Linked DNA regions of Homo sapiens: region 1 is linked to region 2. Evidence: chromatin loops called from intact Hi-C (ENCODE). Cell type or tissue: adrenal gland. All regions are shown on one strand. Each heading gives the region's core, and the rest is flanking DNA. Links, peaks and the distances in the headings are about the cores only. Region 1 holds the start of ERI2 (ERI1 exoribonuclease family member 2). Region 2 overlaps DNAH3 (dynein axonemal heavy chain 3).

The links. Peaks named below come from ENCODE experiments on the same cell type or tissue, not always from the same donor. Only the 100,000 strongest peaks of a DNase experiment are listed, where the experiment ranks them.
Region 1: it touches region 2 in a loop (6-fold over the local background); 51 of 110 quality-filtered maps call a loop at or near these places.

What each region holds. Positions count from the first base shown.
Region 1 is chr16:20,793,463-20,806,546 of GRCh38, reverse strand. ACSM3 (acyl-CoA synthetase medium chain family member 3) reads right to left here. Exons shown (of 14, transcript NM_005622.4): 13 at 10,058-10,177; 14 at 8,966-9,661. The coding sequence ends at 9,575. ERI2 (ERI1 exoribonuclease family member 2) reads left to right here and starts at 75. Exons shown (of 9, transcript NM_001142725.2): 1 at 75-139; 2 at 2,877-2,944; 3 at 3,031-3,114; 4 at 3,624-3,751; 5 at 5,188-5,344; 6 at 6,145-6,245; 7 at 6,509-6,590; 8 at 7,196-7,284; 9 at 7,480-10,207. The coding sequence starts at 117. The coding sequence ends at 8,823. It overlaps REXO5 (RNA exonuclease 5), which reads right to left and starts at 20. Exons shown (of 20, transcript NM_030941.3): 1 at 1-20. RefSeq lists enhancers at 76-185, 1-879. In adrenal gland, for the core only: CTCF peaks have their summits at 6,604 and 6,807 (motif pointing left); no DNase peak of the experiment used is centred there; H3K27ac peaks cover 467 bases.
Region 2 is chr16:21,079,563-21,087,562 of GRCh38, reverse strand. DNAH3 (dynein axonemal heavy chain 3) reads left to right here. Exons shown (of 62, transcript NM_001347886.2): 19 at 503-714; 20 at 5,836-5,927. Among named protein-coding and RNA genes, the nearest start is that of DNAH3, 67 kb to the left of the region's middle. In adrenal gland, for the core only: a CTCF peak has its summit at 3,544 (motif pointing right); DNase peaks (open chromatin) are centred at 3,742 and 5,760.

The DNA.
Region 1 (13,084 bases), core at 2,914-10,913, 280 kb after region 2:
TAGCCACAGCTGCCAACAACAACCGCCCCTCAGCCTCGCGGGCTTTTTGAACGGACCGGAAGTAGAAGTCGAGCGACTTCCGGCAGCTGGACTTGGAAAAGCAAGGAGTGTCGGGAATGGCGACCAAGCGGCTCGCGCGGTACTCGAGGGAGTTCCGGGTCGGGGGCGGGTAGCTCCGGGTCCAGCGCTGGCGTTGGCCGCAGAGCAGGGCACGGCAGGTGGCATCTGCGGTGAGGGCCTCTATTCCCCGCAGCCCCGGCGTCTGCGACCTGCCCTCTCTGGCACGGTTGGAAAGGCGCCTCCCTGGACCTCGGTCTTCAGCCTTGGGCCACCTTCTACCCGAGGGTGACAGGAGCCCGAGGCGGACGAACCCTGGGGCCTTGACTGTGTGGCCTTGAGCCAGTGCCTGCCTATTTTAGGCCTTGGGAAACGACTGGACGTGACAGTGCCCTGCAGACTGGTTGGAGGTCTCAGGCAGGCCACACACTGAATCTGTCAAGGTGTTCAACCTGTTCGAAATGCTCGTTCCTCGGTGCTGTAAAGAAATAGAACTTAAACTTAAATTTAATTTATTTAGTAAGGCCATTTTTACTTCCTGCAGAAAGGGTACACTCGCCAGCAGTTTTGCCAGGAGAGTACACTGAACAAAGGAGACAGGGTCATTTATAACGTGGCGCGTCCACCCTACTGCTGTGTCCGGTTTCCTTTGGCTGGAACGGGACCTCACATTCTGTATTTGTCCCGACTGACTAGCAACATAGAACTTTTTAAAAGAGGCAAAGGCAGAGGAGAACAAAGGAAGAAGGAAGTAACTTGTGGAATGCTGAGAAAGGTAAAAACACTTTTAAGTAAGGAAGAGGAACAGGCTATGACCTAATGTTTGATTGGACCAGTATAAGCATGCCAGGGCAAATATTTAGGCTAAATTGTGGGAGCTAAGAACATAAAGTACATTGATTTCTTTATTATATCTAGCAGATATTTAAGAATGTTAGCACAGGTCTTTGAATAAATTTTGCTCTAAGAGAAGTTACTATTTATTCCTAATTAGACGGGGAAGGAAGTCTTTGAAGAGGAACCTCTACTTTTTACAAACCCATTTTCTAGTGATCTTTTTTTTTTTTTTTGAGACGGAGTTTTGTTGCCTAGGCTAGAGTGCAGTGGTGCGATCTCGGCTTACCATAACCTCTGCCTCCCGGGTTCAAGTCATTCTCCTGCCTCAGCCTCCCAAGTAGCTGGGATTACAGGCATGCACCACCACACCCAGCTAATTTTGTATTTTTAGTAGAAATGGGGTTTCTCTATGTTGGTCAGACTGTTCTCGAACTCCCGACCTCAGGTGATCCACCCGCCTCAACCTCCCAAAGTGCTGGGGTTACAGGTGTGAGCCACGGTGCCTGGCCTAGTGATCCTTTTAATTCACAATATGAATTATTGTGTCCTCCCTGATTCCTGGATGCGCTGTGCATATTTCTGATTACTAGAAAGATGTAATATAATAGCAAATAGCATGAGCTTCAGAATTGGACAGTCTTGGGTTCACATACCAAAGCTATGTTCTTTGGCAAATTAAGAATCAGTTTTCTCATCCATAAAATATAGGTAGGAAAAGTTTCTAGCTACTACACTTGTTGAGGATTAAAGGAGGCCATCATCTTAGTTTAATTTTAGTACCTGCTATGTAGTAAGCAGTCAATAAATGATATTTATTATTCCCAAATCCTGGCACTTCCCACTCTTAGCAAACACAGAAAACTACAGGAGGTGTCTGCCTAGTTAAAACTCTACCTGCTAATACCAAGTAGTTTGTTTTACTTGCACTTAAGACCTCAGTAAGCTCTTCTCTTTTTTTCTTATTTTATTTTATTTATTTATTTTTTTGAGACAGGGTCTCGCTCTGTTGCCCATGCTGGAGTGCAGTGGCATGATCTCGGCTCACTGCAGTCTCCACCTCCCGGGCTCAAGCAATCCTCCCACCTTAGCCTCCTGAGTAGTTGGGACTACAGGTATGCACCATCACGCCCCAGCTAGGTTTTATAATTTTTGTAGAGACGGGGTTTCACCATGTTGCTCAGGCTGGTCTCGAACTCCGGAGCTCAAGCAATCCACCTGCCTTGGCCTCCCAAAGTGCTGGGATTACAGGCATGAGCCACTTTACCTGGCCCTATCTTTTGTTTCTTTACCCAGATTTTTAAACTGGAAGACTGAACCATGTCCTACATTGTCTTGTCTTCTTAAAACTGCACTGTACACATAGCAAGAGCTTAAAAAATGCAGGGGGAAAAATAAGATTTTCAGTGCATTTTTACCTCTACAATCAAATGATTGTAGGAACTCAAATGAGTTACTCAGTATTACTGTAAAACAAGGGTAACATAAAATTAGTGTAAATTGGCTGGACACAGTGGCTCAGGCCTGTAATCCCAGCACTTTGAGGGGCTGAGGTGGGAGGATTGCTGGAGCTCAGGAGTTCGAGATGAGCCTGGGTAACATAGTGAGGCCCTGCCTTCAAAAAAAAAAAAAAATTAAAACTAATGGGCCGTGGTGGCATGCATCTGTAGTCTTAGTCAGGAGACTGTGGTGGGAGGATTGCTTGAGCCCAGGAGATTAAGGCTGTAGTGAGTGGTGATCATACCACTGCACTGCAACCTACGTGACAGAGCAAGACCCTGTCTCAAAAACAAAACCAACAAATTAGCCTAATTTGCAAATATGTACTTTCGAGGCCTGTGCAGGTAAAGCCAAAGTCCAGTTCGATTTCCCCTCAGTCACAATAAATAATGAGATTGTTGCCCAGTACCATTAGTTTGGTAGCCTACTCAAACAGGAGTGTGAATGAGTTCATTGATCATATTTGGATTGCTTCACATTTTTAGGCAGCTTGGATTAATTAGGAGAAAGTCAATTGCGCCAGCAAATGGAAATCTCGGAAGAAGCAAATCCAGTGAGTAGTATGCTTAGTTTCTTTGCATTTTGTAGCCTTGCATTTTCAGCACTGGTAAAGCATAAGAACAACTTGATCTTTTGCAGAGCAGTTGTTTGACTACTTAATTGTCATTGATTTTGAATCGACATGCTGGAATGATGGGAAGCACCACCATAGCCAGGAAATAAGTAAGTCTGGGCTACGAATGGCCAAAGCTGGCACTAGATGAGTCACTTTAAAGTTTATAGATCTGAATCAGCCAAAAGTTTAAGAAAACAGGATGGTCTATGCATTGGTAGTTTAATGCAAAACTTATGTTGAATAAAAAAGAGCAAAATCTCAAATACCTAAATGTGTTATTATATAAAATAGTTGTTTTATATTACATACAACACCTCAATGGCATAGAAACTGAAAAAAATGCCTTTGCAAAAAAAGTAAATTTTATATTCCATATGGTTTTTATATTTATTTAATTATATTGTTTTCTTTTAAGACAACATGCTCATAACTTCAATATTTTGACTTTAGCATAACTTTATTATAACCTTTATGTCACACTGCTTTGGTCATTTTAGTATGCTTTTACTGAAAACTGGTTGTTTAATTAAAATGGTAACATGTTTAATTTAGGATGATTACAGGATTAATTTAAAAATTATTTATTCAACTGTCAATTGATTATTCTTTCATTTAGTTGAGTTTCCAGCAGTGTTGCTGAACACATCAACTGGACAGATTGACTCTGAGTTCCAGGCTTATGTTCAACCTCAGGAACATCCAATTCTTTCAGAATTTTGCATGGAATTGACAGGCATAAAGCAGGTATGATGCAAATCTTAAAATTCAGAAGTCAGTTTCAAAAAGAAAATAAAAGTTATTATACCATTTGAAATTAGATTTATTTAGTGTTAGGCATGATGGCTTATGCCTGTAATCCCAGCACTTTGCAGGCTGATGTTCGAGAATTGCTTGAGGCCAGGAGTTTGAGACCAACCTAGACAACATAGTGAGAACCCCATCTCTAAAAAAAAAAAAAAAAAAAATTTAAATTAGCCTGACTTGGTGGCATGTGTCTGTAGTCCCAGCTTCTTGGGAGGCTGAGGCTGAGGTGGGAGGACCACTTGAGCCCAGGAGTTTGAGGCTGCAGGGAGGTATAATCTCAGTCTATCCTGGGTGACAGACTTTGTCTCTGAAAATAAATGAATAAATAAGTAAATAAATAAATAAGATTAGTGTTATTCCAGATTCAGGACTCGATTTATGTATTTATTTATTTATTTTTCAGACAAAGGCATGCTCTGTTGGCCAGGCTGGAGTAAGGTGGCGGGGCTCACTGCAACCTCTGCTTCCTGGGTTCAGGCGATTCTCATGCCTCAGCTTCCTGAGTAACTGGGACTATAGGTACACACCACCACATCTGGCTAATTTTTATATTTTTAATAGAGACAGGGTTTCACTATGTTGGCCAGGCTGGTCTCGAACTCCTGACCTCAAGTGATCTGCCCACCTTGGCCTCCCGAGGTGCTGGGATTACAGGCGTGAGTCACCTCAGGACTCGATTTAAAAAGCAAAGGAACATACCTGTAATCTCAGTACTTTGGGAGGCCAAGGTGGGTGGATCATCTGAGGTCAGGAGTTCGAGACCAGCCTGGCCAACTTGGCAAAACCCCGTCTCTACTAAAAATACAAAAATTAGCCAGGCATGGTGTTACACACCTGTGATTCCCACTACTTGGGAGGCTGAGGCAGGAGACTCACTTGAACCCAGGAGGTGGAGGTTGCAGTGAGCTGAGATCATGCCACTGCACTCCACCCTGGGCAACAAAGCAAGACCTCGTCTCAAAAAAAAATAAATTTTAAAAATTAAATAAATACACAGCAAAGGAAGAATAATGTTATAAAAATGAGGATCAAATTGATTTTATGGAAATTAAGTGACTCAAATTTGTCTATGATTTATGTCAGTCTGGACTTAATGATCATATTTCTGTGTGATTTTAGTTTTTATCAACCTAATCTTTCTTACCTTGGTGGGTTCTAAATATTCTTTCTTTCCCACGTGTTTTTACCTCTTTCCACTAAATAAACTCTTTGCCAGTTAGAACCACTTTGTTATGTCTTCCCACAGTACACTGTGTTTTCATGACTTGGCATTTCTGATTCTTTTAAAACCATTAATCTTTCTCCACAGTTATAAAACATGCTAAATAATAATGGAATTTGATTGTTGAATTCAGCTTTTGTGACTCTCTACTCAGGCTCAAGTTGATGAAGGAGTCCCTCTGAAGATTTGCTTATCTCAGTTCTGTAAATGGATTCATAAGATTCAGCAACAGAAGAACATTATTTTTGCTACTGGGATTTCAGAGCCTTCTGCTTCTGAAGTAAAATTATGTGCATTTGTTACTTGGTCAGGTAAAGAATAAGTTATACCTATTAATCACAGATGGGTAGCATTACCACTATGTAATTCTTTATTTCTAGTTTTATACTTGCTAACCTAGAATTATGTTTGTTAATCTTCTGGGCTAGGAAAAAAAATTTAAATGCCTAGCAGATGTTAGCCAAGAAAAGTAAATTAATACATATTTTTTAAATTAACCTTTTGGGATACCTTAAAATATTAAGCCTGAACTTAAAAAAATGTTTCTAGAGTTCCACTGTTAAGAATTAAGCAAAGATGATTTAGTGAACACTCTTATGCTATTTTCTACAGTCTTCATCAGCTCAACATCCTTTGCTTTTATGCTTTGACACTTAAAAGAAAAAAAAAATGAGCCATTTAAAGTAGGTTTTTTGTATGACTGTGTTAGAGCATTGCTGTTAATAGTCATTAATAGCAATACTGTGTCATTGATAAGATAGCATTGATAGTCATATTTGGTTTCCAGTTACTATAAAATGTTTGGTTTCTCAATAACATTAATATTTTCCTAGAATATAGAAAATATAGTCCTTGTAATTTAACATGTTACTCTTCTTTCTGAAATAAGGTTTTACTGGGTGTTTAAGAAATCATTTTGAAATTTAGTCATCAACCTAACTTGTTAATAGTAAGTTATATAAAGTGAATAATTTTTAGATATTAGCAGAGCAATGAAATCATACTGTTCTATTTTATATGATCTTCTAGCATTCTATTTGTAAATGGTGGCAGCATAAGTAAAAAATGCTGGCATCATTGACTTTGTTCTATTTTAATGTACCTAATGCAGACTGGGACTTGGGGGTTTGCCTGGAGTATGAGTGTAAAAGAAAGCAGCTGTTAAAACCTGTGTTTTTAAATTCTTGGATTGATCTCAGAGCAACTTACAAGGTAATGGTAAAAAATGGGGGCATGTTTACTTTTTTCTATGGAAAAATGATTAACTTTTATCCTACACATGGGCATGGGTTTCTGCAAAGAAGATACTTTCTTTTGTACTGGTCACATAAATGCATTTCTTAAAGTATTTAAAAACAACACACAAAAAATAAGCACATTCTAAATCTAATAGAACTAAAAATTATGAAAAGTGTTTAATACATAGTCTTTAAAATAGTAATCTTCTTTTAAATATATCTTTTTTTATTGGTTAGCTTTTCTATAGGAGAAAACCAAAAGGACTAAGTGGTGCCTTGCAGGAAGTAGGAATAGAATTCTCAGGACGAGAACATTCTGGTTAGTATACATTAAAAATTATGTAAGCCATTTGACTTTTAAAAAATACTTCATATGAATTTCATTTTTTGGTAATGTCATTAGTAAGGGATATCTTCAGCCTAAAAAAAAAAAACTCCTAATCTAAACAATTCACATTGTTTCTAAGACTTTCAAATTACCACTTTCATAAACTATTGTAAGATACACTGCCATCTAGTGGCTTTCTAGTTGCTAAGAAGAATGAAAAGAATGAGCCAAATCAAATGGAGATTAAACAAGTGCTCAAATAATAGAATGGACTAGTGAAAAAACTGAACAAGACTATTAGATTATTCACAAATCCTGGTTCCTGCAGAACGCTGGCCACATTTTGGGGAACTGTCTAATACATTTTCATATCCTCCTCTATAAATGTGGACGAGCTTGTCTTTCACTGGTAATGCTGCCATAGCCTTCCACTTCCAAGACCAGTTTATCATGATTAAAATTAGTAGATGGTCATAAAACTAAAACTGTGTTCCAATTTCTACACAAGTGGTGTTTTTCTTTTTAAGTTATTTCTTTAGTACTAAGGAAATAGTACTAGTACCACTAAATTCAGTGTTTGATATCTGTATCCTCAGGGTTGGACGATTCTCGGAATACTGCCCTTCTTGCTTGGAAAATGATCAGAGATGGTTGTGTAATGAAAATTACAAGGTCGTTGAACAAGGTTAGTAGTGTCTTGCCTTTTTATTCTGTCATCTCAAACTTCATAAACAGTCATACGTTCTTTGAAACGTAGATTTAATGTGTGCAGTCATTTATAAATCAATGACATTTCTCTTTTTTGTCATAAAACTGTATACTGAAGAAATTAACGAATGCACAGTTTCTAAAGCTGTTGCATTTGTCTGTGGAATCATAGGTTCCCACTAAGAAGAATTTCAGCATTCTGGCCAGAAATTTGAATACAATTCAAGTTGAAGAAATGTCTGCCTGTAACATTAGCATCCAGGGTCCCAGCATATATAATAAGGAGCCTAAAAATATAATAAATCCTCATGAAAAAGTTCAAATGAAGTCAATTTGTGCAAATTCTCCTATAAAGGCACAACAGGATCAATTACAAGTAAAAAACAATATAAAAGCAAGTCTTCACAATGTCAAAAGTTCCTTACCTCTTTTTAATACTAAGTCCTCTACTTCTGTGGGGCAGTTGCAGTCTCCTACCTTGAATTCACCTATCTATATGCAAAAGCAAGGAAAAAATGAACATCTTGCATTTAATACCAAATCTAAGGCTTCAACAGTTGGTTCAGAATTGGTACTTGTTTCTACCACCGTTCCAACTGTTCATCATGTTTCTGATTTGGAAATGAGCTCTACTCTGGACTGTTTACCTGTGTTGGCTGATTGGGAGGATGTGGTTTTACTGCCAGCATCTCAGCCTGAGGAAAACGTAGACTGTACAGTTCCCATTAGTGACTCAGACTTAGAGATTTCATTTAATTCTGGAGAAAGATTAATGGTTTTGAAAGAATTGGAAATGTCAAGTCATGAAAACTTTGGAGACATAGAGGAAACTCCTCAAAAATCTGAGACTTCTAAGTCTATTGTGTACAAGAGTCCTCACACTACTATTTATAATGTAAAAGAAGCCAAAGATCCAGGTTCAGATATTTCTGCCTTTAAGTTACCTGAACACAAATCAAGTACCTTCAACAGAGTTAATGCCAATATGTCTCATCCTTTAGTTTTGGGGAAACATCCTCTTCTTTCAGGTGGTACCAAAAGGAATCCATGCAGTCCCCAAGCTTTCCCACCAGCAAAAAAACAACCCTTCACTATTCATGAAGAAAAGCCTACATCATCTGATTGCTCCCCAGTAAGAAGTTCTTCCTGGAGGCGTCTCCCATCTATATTAACTTCTACAGTTAACCTACAAGAGCCATGGAAGAGTGGGAAAATGACACCTCCATTATGCAAGTGTGGTCGGAGATCTAAGAGACTTGTTGTTTCTAATAATGGACCGAACCATGGAAAAGTCTTCTATTGTTGCCCTATCGGGAAATACCAAGAAAACAGAAAATGTTGTGGTTATTTCAAATGGGAACAAACACTTCAAAAGGAAAGAGCCAACAGCATGGTTCCATCTCATTCCACAGGGGGACTCACTTTTAGTTCTCCAGAAACAAGCCATATTTGTGACAGAAATTTAAGTATTTCCACCAAAAATTCTTTGAGACTCAGGCCTTCAATGAGGAATTGATAACCTTTCATGTATGAATCCTAATTGTTCCTTGAATTTCCAAACATGAGTATTCTGATAACATCTTACACTATTTTATTTTTATTTTATATATTAATGTTTACTGCATTTACCATACTTTCTTCAGGAACCACAAGTGTAATCTTTTGTAAACAGTATTTATTAGATTACATATAATAAGCAACAATAGTATATGATCCTTCTTTTATAGTTAGACCTTGAAACAAGTCTAAACTATTTTTAAATTATTTGCAAAAAATGTGACTAATAAAAATCCCTAGTCTATTTTCAGGTAGATTCTTGTACTTTGAGATTATCATAATCTTCTAACTGATATTTTATATTTTTCTAAAAACTTTTATAAGTTCTTTAGTTTTATTTCAGGCTTGAACATTGGTTCTGATTTGTATATCAACATATCAGAAGAATTAGTCAACTAAAGTTTGAAAACCTATGTAGCAGAGATCTGGTTCAGAAACTGCTTCTATACTATACATTTAAAAATTAATCAGCAATTGATGGTATTATTTTTATATTAAGAAATGATAGGAACATTGACACTAATGTGGAGGAATTTGCCAAATATTTTATTTCAAAATTTAGCCTCTGATATCATAACCACAAGATATTTTAAATCAACAGTTTCTAAGCATACTACCACAGTTTTTATGACCTCTCCATCATCTTGTGGTTTCTAGAGATTGACAGATACTATGTTTGTTTTATAGATATGGTAATTAATGAAACAACTTTAAATTGTCTTCCATTCTTTCTTCCTCAGTTCATTTCTTTTTGTCTTCCCACTGATAGTCTTTGGCAGCTCTTGAATAAATTCTACCTGTTGGCATCAAGGGGAAGAAAATTAGCCTGGAAATTTTTATCTTTACATAAAGCCAATTATATAGCAGTTTGATTATGAATTCTAGGTGGAAGAATTAGAATAGTCTTTGGAATGGGTTTTGGGTAACAGCCAAAATAGGGAAAAGGGTATTGTTAGGAAAGTTGTCTTGATATTAAGTATTTACTGTGAGTCCAGTAAGCCAAAGGACCAAACAAAATAGGTTCAGGGTTTCATTTTAATCTCAAAGATTCTGATTCTTACCCATATGTCATCAGTTCAGTTTGGGACATGTGGTGCAGCATGTGTGAAGAAAATATTCATTAAAATGTAAAAATAAACACTTGAAATTGTCCACAACACTGAGCAAATATTCGTTATAATTAGGATGCCTACCTTTCTGGGATATTTGTAAGGTGCTGTAGTTTTTTTAACATGCTCCTGAATCTCCTTTATTAGTTGTTCTTGATCATGTGACTTGTAATCAGGATTTAGAACGACAAAAGCCTTTACTACCTAAAATAAATATTTGAAACACCAGGAAAATGAGTTATGCATTTGTATGTTTTAGTATGTCTTGTTTGCTTGCTCTGAGAATCTACATGCCTGGTGGGGTGGGCCAGTGTGTTTTAATAAAGTTTGATCCCAGCTCTGTGCTCTTAAGCCAGCCACTTCCTGGTCTGTACCTAATACAGGAGAGCTTCTGGGACCCCTGTAACAACCCAGCCTCATCCAGCCTAGCCCTCAGCATGGGGGATTACTTATAAACAGTAGTCACGCTGAGTTTGCCATGTCTTTGTTGAAGGGAACAGTTCACAGAGAACATGCAGTCTTTATACAAGGCTGTGAAGATTCCAGCAGCTATTTTTTTGTTGCTCTGATCCATTTCCATGGCCCTGAGGAACAAGAGTGGAAATCATGGTGGCCTTTAACTGGCAGAAGCCAAGAAAGATGTTATTACTTTATGCTTACAAATCCTCTTCTCCAAATTTTATCCTTCCTAGAAATGTTTTTGAAAACTCTGCCTAGTTTTTGGACCTGTAATGGAGAAGACAGAAAGATAGGCCATCCCTCATAGCCCCCTTTAAAAGTAAATTTGGAGTCCTGTCATTTTCTCTCCTAGGGCACTACCAGGACTGCCATTTACTGCCTTCCCTAGAGGCATGAGTCTAGGTGCATCAACTAGTATGTACCTCCAACGCCAGATTACCAGCCCGGAGCTGGCTATGGAATGATGCTTCCCTGTAGGCACAGTTCCAGGAGAGTCCCCTGAAGCTTTTTTATGATTAAGTATCCTGCACTTAGGTGCCTGAAATCTTATTAAATTCAAGGATTCGTTTGTCCAGCTTAAAGATAAGCTGGCAACATTTCCTATCCACTTTGATCTGGGAGTAAAGATTTCATTGAAAAGGAATTATTTGAAACAACAAATTACCAGGACAGCCATTTGGTGAGAAACAAAGACTTGAAGTTATAATTTTTTCACATATTGAAAACTGTTCACCAGTGGGCAGTTTTACATTGTATGAACAATTACCCATTTTTGTCTTTACCCAAAACCCTTGTGGCCAGGCACAGTGGGTCACGCCTGTACTGCCAACATTTGGGAGGCCGAGGTGGGAGGATTGCTTGAGCCCAGGAGTTCGAGAGCAGACTGGGCAACATAGTGAGACTTTGTCTCTAAGAAAAAAAACAACAACAACACTTGAACATTTTTAATTTACATGTGCCATGCGGCAGTTGTGAACCCTTGTGTGTGTGTGTGTCTATGGATATAATTTTGTTCCATTCACTTTTTGACATTTTATAAAATGCATTTGTAGTTATGCTAGCTCTGCTGCATTAACATTTTTACAAATTAAAAAATTATGCTTGTTGTAAGTGAGTCATTCAAAGGTAAATTATTTTAAAAACTGCAATACTGGTTCACATATTGACGATTTCTACAACTTGGATAGTCTCTTTTATCTTTTTAAACTACTGCAGAAAATGTTAAATTAACAAGGAACAACCTAACATGGGTAAGAGTATGAACTCTGAAGTCAGAACAGCTGGGTTCAAGTCACAGTTTGTTGTGTAATGTTGGACAAGTTAGGTAATCTCTTTGTGCCTCAGTTTCCTTCTCTGTAAAAGAGATTATGATGATTAAATGAATTAGCATAGATGTATAATGCCTGGCACATAGTAAGTCATCAAAAACATTAGCTCTTAGTTGTAGTCTTAGAATTACAAGAAGTTTGGGTCTTATTTTTTAACCCAGAATCCATAAGTGGGCTTCAAATCTCTATGAAATTCTATGCAAAATCTTGTATTTTTCTGAGAAAAGTCTATGGCTGTGCCATTCAATATGATAGCTGCTAGCCACGTGTGTCTATTTCAATTTAAATCAATTAAAATTAAATAAGATTAAATACTCTCAGTCACACTAGCCACATTTCAAGTGATTGATAGCCATGCATGGCTATCGCATTGGATGGTGCAAATATAGAACATTTCCATCACTGCATAAGTCTTAACAGTGGCCTATGGTTTTCTTCACATTCTCAAAGAGATATGTGATCCCAAAAATTTAAGAACCTAGTGATCTAGACACATATTCCACAAGTCTTTCACATTCCAATGTTAAAATGGTATTTCAAATCCAAATATTCTTTTTAATCAATTCTGGAACTTGCTACCCAATTACCCTGCCTGGCAGGACCCAGCCTAGAGAAGGACCTAACCCAGGTAGAATAGGCCTGGCAGCAGAAAGGGAGGCATGGAGCACATGGCCGTTTTGTTCATGGATACCTCGTTTGAGATACCCACTCACATCTTCTACTAGGAAATGCTGCAGCCTACCACTGTTGGAAAACTGGCCACACTTTCCCCCTCACTCTGACTAATCCAAGCCCTATGCCAAGCCCCCGGAGCTGTGAGGGGACCACAACCCACTTATAGACCTTTCCTATATTGTACGCTAGGATATCAGGTGGCTGCCAAGCTAACCCTGTTCCGAAAGGCTCAGCTACCATCCTGTCCCTAGTAAGCACCTGTCTAGGTGGGTAAAACTGATGATGACTAATGGTAGGGGAGAAGTACAGGAAGAGCTAAGACTCGTGAAACCTTGCCGATGATGTTCAGAGCAAAGAGACAAGCCAATAATCACTGACTGTTTTCCCTGCCCTCAGCTGCCTGGAATATACCCTTTCACAGTAAATAGCGATTGTCATCCTAGCAACTTGACAAACTACCAATTCCCAGCCACTGGGCTATATCTGGAACAACTTTGGGCCATCCAGGAGGACTTAACAGGGTATCTTCTGGCATCAAAGATCAGTTAGGGGAATCAGTCCTGGGGGGAGATCCACCCTCCACTGTAACATGCACATCTCCTATTTTTACCTTAAACTTTTTTATTTTTATTTTTATTTTTTTGAGGCG
Region 2 (8,000 bases), core at 1-8,000:
TAATAACAATTTTTTTCTTTTTTCTTTTTCTTCTCATTTTTTGTAGAGATGGGGTCTCACTATGTTGCCCAGGCTGGTCTCAAACTGCTAGGCTCAAGCAGTCCTCCCACCTTGGCCTCCCCAAATGCTGGGATTACAAGTGTAAGCCATTGCAACTGGTCAAAAACAAAACAAAACAAAAAGCTATTGATATGCTAATTGTACATCCATTATATGCCAGGCATTATGTTAGCCACTGTATATTATCTCACTGAATTTCCACAATCACCTTCCAGGGTATCCATTATTACCCCTGTGTCACAGGAGTTACTGTTGAGGCTTAGAAAAGTCCTGTATCATATCTAAGGTTCCACTGGCTAAGTGCAGGTTTCAGATCCTCAAAGCCTGTATGTGTTCCAATCTCCAAACGACAGGAGGCACAGCTCTAAGTTCAGGGAATTAAAGGTACGCATGACTAACATCCACATGATGGTCTGACCTTTCCCTCACTCTTCTATTTCAGGACCCCTCTTCTTACTGAATGCTGAGCAAATTGCGGAGGAGATAGGGAATATGTGGAGGACAACGTATAAACTGATCAAGACCTTGTCTGATGTGCCTGCACCCAGGCGCTTAGCAGAGAATGTGAAGATCAAGATCGATAAGTTCAAGCAGTACATTCCCATCCTCAGTATTTCCTGCAACCCAGGAATGAAAGACCGACACTGGCAGCAGGTTTCTATCAATCACTGCCCGCCCCCAAGCAGCGCAGCCCAGGCCTGGCCCTGACTGTCCTTGGGAAGGCAGGAAACATTACTAGGTCAAGCTTCTCCTTTCCGAAAGGAGACTCTATTTAAGGGCAAAGGGATAGCAAATGAGAGTGGCAAGACTTCTGAAGGAAGAGAATGAACTCCCTGCCCCCTGGACAGGTTGGCCCTTTCCTTGGAACCCCCATTGGTCGTGGTTCGTTGAGTGTTGTTCGAGCCAATGACCACAAAGGGTCTCCTTCCTGCTTCCTAAGCAGATGGGCTTTTGGAGGCCAAGAGCCTCCAAGGTGCAACAGGGATGTTCAATACAGTGAGAGGACCTTGATTTGCTCCTTGACCTAGGATACACAAAAAAGAAAGTCACATCTCTCCCTGGGGGTTGCTAATAATACCAGATGATTCCCACTTAGGATGACTTTGGTGTGGCATTTTATTGTCAAACAGGTTCAGAAATAACTTTGCACTCCTCTTTCAGCCCTTTGGGCCTACAAATTAGAAAAATAAATATTCTCCTTAAAAATAGCTGGGATTTTTATAAGGAACCAAGTGTGAGGGTGATAAGTGTGGTGTGAACACTAAGCAGAAAAAAGAAAACTCACTGTGTTTCTAAAATAATTGTCACTTCCAAGGGCTAGCAATGGCCTTGAAACATCCTTTACCAGGAGTCGCTCTGTATGGAATTAGAAGTGAAAATGGCTTTCTTTGGGAAGATTCTTCTCTGACTTGGCCTGTAATTCCCCCTCTCAGAACCACATTCAAGACCAGGCACGGTGGCTCAAGACCATAATCCTAACACTTTGAGAAGCTGAGGCAGGAGGATAGTTTGAGCCCAGCCTGGGCAACATAGTGAGACCCCCATCTCTCCCTAATTAATTAATTAATATTAGCTAGGTGTAGTGGTGCACATTTGTGGTCCAGTAACTTGGGAGGCTGAGGTGGGAGGATTGCTTGGGCCAAGGATGTCAAGGCTGCATTGAGCCATGATCGTGTCACTGCACTCCAGCCTGGGTAACGGGGGGACAAAAAAGCCACGTATAAGACTGAGGAAATTCTCTCTGAAAGGACCCAATGACAACACAGTGACAAGGAGCACTTTGTTCTCCCTAGGAAGAGAGAGGAAGACTCTCTTAATACATGAGAGAGTCAGGGTCTTTTTGTAGGGAGAAGCTACTTTCAGTTTCCCAAAAAGTCTTGAACTGGAGACCTAACCAAAGGATGGGGTGATGTATAGACAAGAGATAGGCTGTCTGAGTAGACCTCTGTTTTTCTTTTTTTTTTTTTTTTTTTTTGAGGTGGAATCTCACTGTGTCACCCAGGCTGGAGTGCAGTGACATGATCTCGGCTCACTACATTCAAGCAGTTCTCCTGCCTCAGTCTCCTGAGTAGCTGGGATTGCAGGCACGTGCCACCATGCCCTGCTAATTTTTGTATTTTTAGTAGAGATGGGGTTTCACCATGTTGGCCAGGCTGGTCTTGAACTCCTGACCTCAAGTGATCCACCCGCCTCAACCTCCCAAAGTTCTGGGATTATAGGCATGAGCCACCGTGCCTGGCTGGGATATTTTTTAATTGTAATTTTAATTAATTGATTTTTAAAATAGAGATGGGGGGGGTCTTACTATGTTGCCCAGGCTGGTCTCAAATTCCTGGCCTCAAGTGATCCTCCTGCCTTGGCCTCCTAAAGTGCTGGGATTACAGGCGTGAGCCACAGTGCCTGGCCATGACTTCTGGTTTTGAAACGCCCCAGCAGAGGGATCCGCAGAGGAGGAGTTGCTGTCAGCTGGTGCTCACGGGGTGCCTCTCTCTACGGACCCAGCCTAACTAGGACTTTGACCTGCATCGGGGGGATGGGGGGGTTAGGGAGCTTAGGTGGGACAGGTGGCCTCTGGTAGTGCCAGGTTTCTCTATGAGATGGCACTATCAAGAGTGTCCTTGTCGATGGCATTTGGAGAACATGCCGCGGGGCCGGGAAAGCCATCTGCTCCACCTGGTGCTTCCTCTATGATGCTATTCTTGTATGTGGGCACTCAGAAAATCCCAACCAGGCCAAGCGAGGTAGCTCACACCACTAATCTCAGCACTTTAGGAGGCCGAGACAGGAGGATCACTTGAGGCCAGGAGCTTGAGGCCAACCTGGGCAACATAGTGTGACCCATCTATTTAAAAAATTAATTAATTTAAATTTAAAAAATCCCAGTCAGGTGCCGTGGCTCACGCCTATAATCCCAGGACTTTGAGAGGCCGAGGCAAGTGGATCGCTTGAGCCCAGGAGTCTGAGAACCAGCCCGGGCCAACACTGCAAAACCCCATCAAGAAATACAAAAAAATTAGCCGGGCGTGGTGGCACATGCCTGTAGTCCCAGCTGCTAGGGAAGCTAAGGTGGGAGCATCACTTGAGCCTGGGAGGTTGAGGCTGCAGTGAGCTGTGATTGCGCCACTGCAGTCTAGCCTGGGCAACAGAGAAAGACCCTGTCTCAATAAATAAATAAATAAATAAATAAAGTAAAAAAATTCTAACCATAATAATAATGATGATATTGAAAATGTACTGAGTACCAGCTATGGTGCTGGGTACTGTGTTGTATACTTTATTTGGATTCTCACATTTCACCCTTAAAACAGGCCTTTGAAGTGGAGATTATTATTATCTCCATTTCACGGATTGGAAAACTGAGACTTGGAGAGATGAATTGTCAGATGGCTAGTTGGTGGTGGGAAAGGGGATTGGAATTTTTCTACACTGTTTGACTCAGCCTGGAAAAGTCAAAAAGGCAAAAAAGGTCCGGTCAGAGGAAGGGAGCGGGCAGTAGGGGGCAGTAAACCACAGTGAGAGAGGGCCGGGGAGCACAGCCCTAGGACAGTGGCTCCCAAGGAGTGAGCCCCTAAATGGAAGCCCAGTGGGCTGAGCAGTTAAGAGGCAAGTTCAGAAAGGACAAAGGCCCCTAGATACTCTCCGGACTGCCCCTAGGCAGAGCCCATTCCTCCCTGCAGTGTATGTAGGTCACACCACAGGCCGCCCTGGGGACAGCCCCAGGCCTGGGGATGTCATTCTCTGCCCTGATGCCTAACTTAGGAGATCCACTGCCACAGATGCTAGCTCTGGCAGGGGGATCTGAAGGATGAGCCATCTGTAGCACTCAAGTCTAGAAGCTGGATCTTCTGAAGCAAGGCCATGGCTGTGCTGGGGGTTCTGGTCATTTACAGAACGTAGGTAGAAAAAGTTAGAGCCTTACGTTTGGGGCACAGACTTTATAGATAACAGCAAAGGGGTTGCTACTGTGGTTTCAAACGAAATGGAAGCCACAAATCTAAAAGGCTTTTTGGATCACTACACTAAGGTGCATTTCTGATGTCCTATTTGCAATTAGTGTTATTTTGGTTATTTTTTCATCATGTGCCTATAACACTCTTGGTCTTCCAAGACCGTTATTTCAACGGTAACTACTTCTGGGTTCCTTGCTTTTGTGCTTTCTGAGTCATTATAAAAAAATCTCCTGGTCTGGCCAGGTGCAGTGGCTCACGCCTGTAATCCCAACACTTTGGGAGGCCGAGGCAGACAAATCACCTGAGGTCAGGAGTTCGAGAGCAGTCTGGCCAACATGGCGAAACCCCATTTCTACTAAAAATACAAAAATTAGCCGGGCGTGGTGCCATGCGCCTGTAATCCCAACTACTTGGGAGGCTGAGGCAGGAAAATCATTGGACCCAGGAGACAGAGGTTGCAGTGAGCCGAGATTGCGCCATGGCACTCCAGCCTGGGTGACAGAGCGAGACTCTCTCTCAAAAAAAAAAAAGTATGGAAAAAGAAAAATTTAAAAAATAATAAAAATTTAAAAAATAATAAAAATTTAACTGTTAAAAAAAAAGCAAGATGGAACAAGGTAACATTTGATCTTAGGGAGAAACTGCACTGATAGATGCCAAAACTGGCCCTCTGTGACTAGTACAAATATAACGTGAGCCATTTGTGTTAATTTTTTTTTTTTTTTGAGATGGAGTCTCACTCTGTTGCCCAGGCTGGAGTGCAGTGGTGCGATCTCGGCTGATTCCTGCCTCCACCTCCCGGTTCAAGCTGTTCTTTTGCCTCAGCCTCCCAAGTAGCTGGGATTGCAGGCACCTGCCACCGTGCCCAGCTAATTTTTGTATTTTTAGTAGAGACAGGGTTTCACCTGTTTGACAGGCTGGTCTTGAACACCTGACCTCAAGTGATCCGCCCGCCTCAGCCTCCCAAAGTGCTGGGATTACAGGAGTAAGCCACTGCACCCAGCCAATAATTTTAAAGTTTCTAGTAGCCACATTTTACAAAGTAAAAGGGACTGGGCATGATGGCTCACACCTGTAATCCCAGCATTTTTGGGAGATCAAGGTGCGAGGATTGCTTGAGTATAGGAGTTCAAGACCAGCGTGGAAAACATAGCGAGACCCCATCTCTACAAAAAAATTTTTAAAAAGAAAAAGGTTAGCCAGGCATGGTGTTGTATGCCAGTGGTCCCAGCTGCTCAGGAGGTCGAGGGAGGAGGACCACTTGAGCCTGGGAGGTCAAGGCTGCAGTGAGTCATGATCACACCACTGCACTTCAGCCTGGGCAACAAAGCAGGACCCTGTCTAATTAAAATTAGCTGGGTGTGGCGGCTCACTCCTGTAATGTGACTACTTTGGGAGGCTATGGTGGGAGGATCGCTTGAGGCCAGGAGTTTGAGACCACTTTGAGCAACACAGCAAGACCCTATCTCTACAATAAATTTAAAAATTAGCCAGGCAAGGTGGTGTGTGCCTGTGGCCCCAGCTACTGGGGAGGCTGATGTGGGAGGATTGCTTGGGCCTGGGAGGTCAAAGCAGCAGTGAGCTATGATGGCACTGTGTTGCCTGGGAGACAGAGTGAGACTGTCTCAAAAAATTTTTTTAATTTAATTTAAAAATAAATTCCTCAGTCACACTAGCCACATCTCTGGTGCTCAACAGCCACCTGCCACTCGTGGCTGTTATGCTGAGCAGTGCAGATAAAAAGAACATCTCCATCATCACAGAAGGTTCTACTGGACAGCACTGCCTCGGACAACAAACATTTGCTTTCCTCTTTTCTTTGCAGATCAGTGAGATTGTTGGCTATGAGATAAAGCCCACCGAAACGACCTGCCTCTCAAATATGCTCGAATTTGGATTCGGCAAATTCGTTGAAAAGTAAGGGCTTATCCCCTCCTTCAGATAAGGTTTTGGTCAAAGGATCTGTAAGTTCCCACAGTGATCTGATTGGCTCCATATCGGGCTGTTTGTTTTTTTTTCCTTGTGGCGTAGGGTGGCTTAAGGCTATTTAATTACCTGCAGCTACCAACTCGTATTGGTGAAGCTTCTGTTTTTTAGCTGCAGAGCTGCTGATGGGTTGTGACTAGAAAATTGAGTCATGGATTTTATTTCAAAGGGTTTTTTTTTTTTTTAATGTTCTTTGAACCTGAGCTTCAAGCCCAGCTCTCAGTGATTGGGGGCAAAACCATTCAGCCTTTCTGTGCCTCGGTTTCCTCTTCTTTAAACAAACAAAGCAACAACCGTCTCTGAGCTTTAAGATTGTGTGAAACCTGGTCCAATAAGAAGTCTCTTCTCGCCTGGGCACAGTGGCTCATGCCTGTAATTTCAGCACTCTGGGGGGCCGAGGCAGGCGGACCACTTGAGGTCAGGAGTTCAAGACCAGCCTGGCCAACATAGTGAAACCCCCGTTTCTACTAAAAATACAAAAGCTAGCCAGGCATGGTGGCACATGCCTGTAGTCCCAGCTACTCAGGAAGCTAAGGCCAGAGGATCGCTCGAACCCAGGAGGTGGAGGTTGCAGTGAGCCAAGATAGCGCCATTGCACTACAGCCTGGGTGACAGTGTGAGACTCCATCTTAATTTAAAAAAAAGAAAAAAAAAGAAGTCTTTTCTCTTGCTTTCTTCCCTTCTCCAAATTCCCCTGGAGTTTGTGTGTGAGAATTTTACCATTTGGATGCTACCTCTAGAACAGAGCTTCTCAGGACCCTACTTGCTTTTTCACACTTCCTTCAGGGCGATGGGTGGGGAGATGTTGCATTGCCTGGACTGGAGACCCTGTTAGGTGAGTGTGGCACCCAGATCTGCTGCATCAGCGTCAGCTAGGAACTAGCTAGAATGCACGTTTTCAGGCCCCACCCAACCCACATAATCAAATTCTGCAGATGGGCCCTGCAGTCTGCATTTTAACAAATCCTTCAGGTCAGCACTGTCCAAAGCAGCATCCACTGGCCACATGTGGCCATTGAGCCCCTACAGTGCAGCTAGTCTGAATTAGATGTGCTGTAAGTATAAAATACAGGCTGGATTTCGAAGACATACTACAAGAAAAAAGAATGCAAAATACCTAACAATTTTTAATACTGATTAGTATTGAAATGATAATATTTTGGATATATTGAGTCAAATACATTATTGGAACTAATTTCACCTGTGTCTTTTAATATTTTTAAAATGTGGCTACTAGAAACTTTATTTTATTTTATCTTATTTTATTTTGGAGACGGAGTCTCACTTTGTCACCCAGGCCAGAGTGCAATGGCACAATCTCGGCTCACTGCAACCTCCTCCTCCCAGGTTCAAGTGATTCTCCTGCCTCAGCTTCCCGAGTAGCTGGGGTTACAGGTGCCCGCCACCATGCCTGGCTAATTTTTGTATTTTTGGTAGAGACGGGGTTTCACCACATTGGCCAGGCTGGCCTTGAACTCCTGACCTCAGGTGATCTGCCCACCTCGGCCTCCCAAAGTGCTGGGATTACAGGCGAGAAACTTTAAAATTACATATGTGGCTCACTCTATATTTCTAATGGACAGCACTGCTCCAGGCGATTCTGATACATGAAAGGCTGAGAATTCCCCACTCATACTGCACCAGAGCAGGTCTAATTTAAGGCACTTCCCAGCTCCTGAATCTTTCTGCCACCTGAATACTGTGATGCCTCTCCAATACCACCACTATGTTCCTCATTAACGAGCAGGCCTAGAGACGCAAATGTTTTTTATCAGGTTTAGGATAAAAACCCTTAGGTTTTTTGGCCAAAGGGCCTCACTTTCCCCCAGTAAGATGTTTCCAAGAGACACTAGCTATTGAACACTTATGCTGCACTCAGCATTTTATATACCTGAACCCTTTTTATTTATTTATTTATTTTTTATTTTTTGAGACAGAGTCTCACTCTGTGTCCCAGGCTGGAGTGCAATGGTGCAATCTCAGCGGTGCAATCTCAGCTCACTG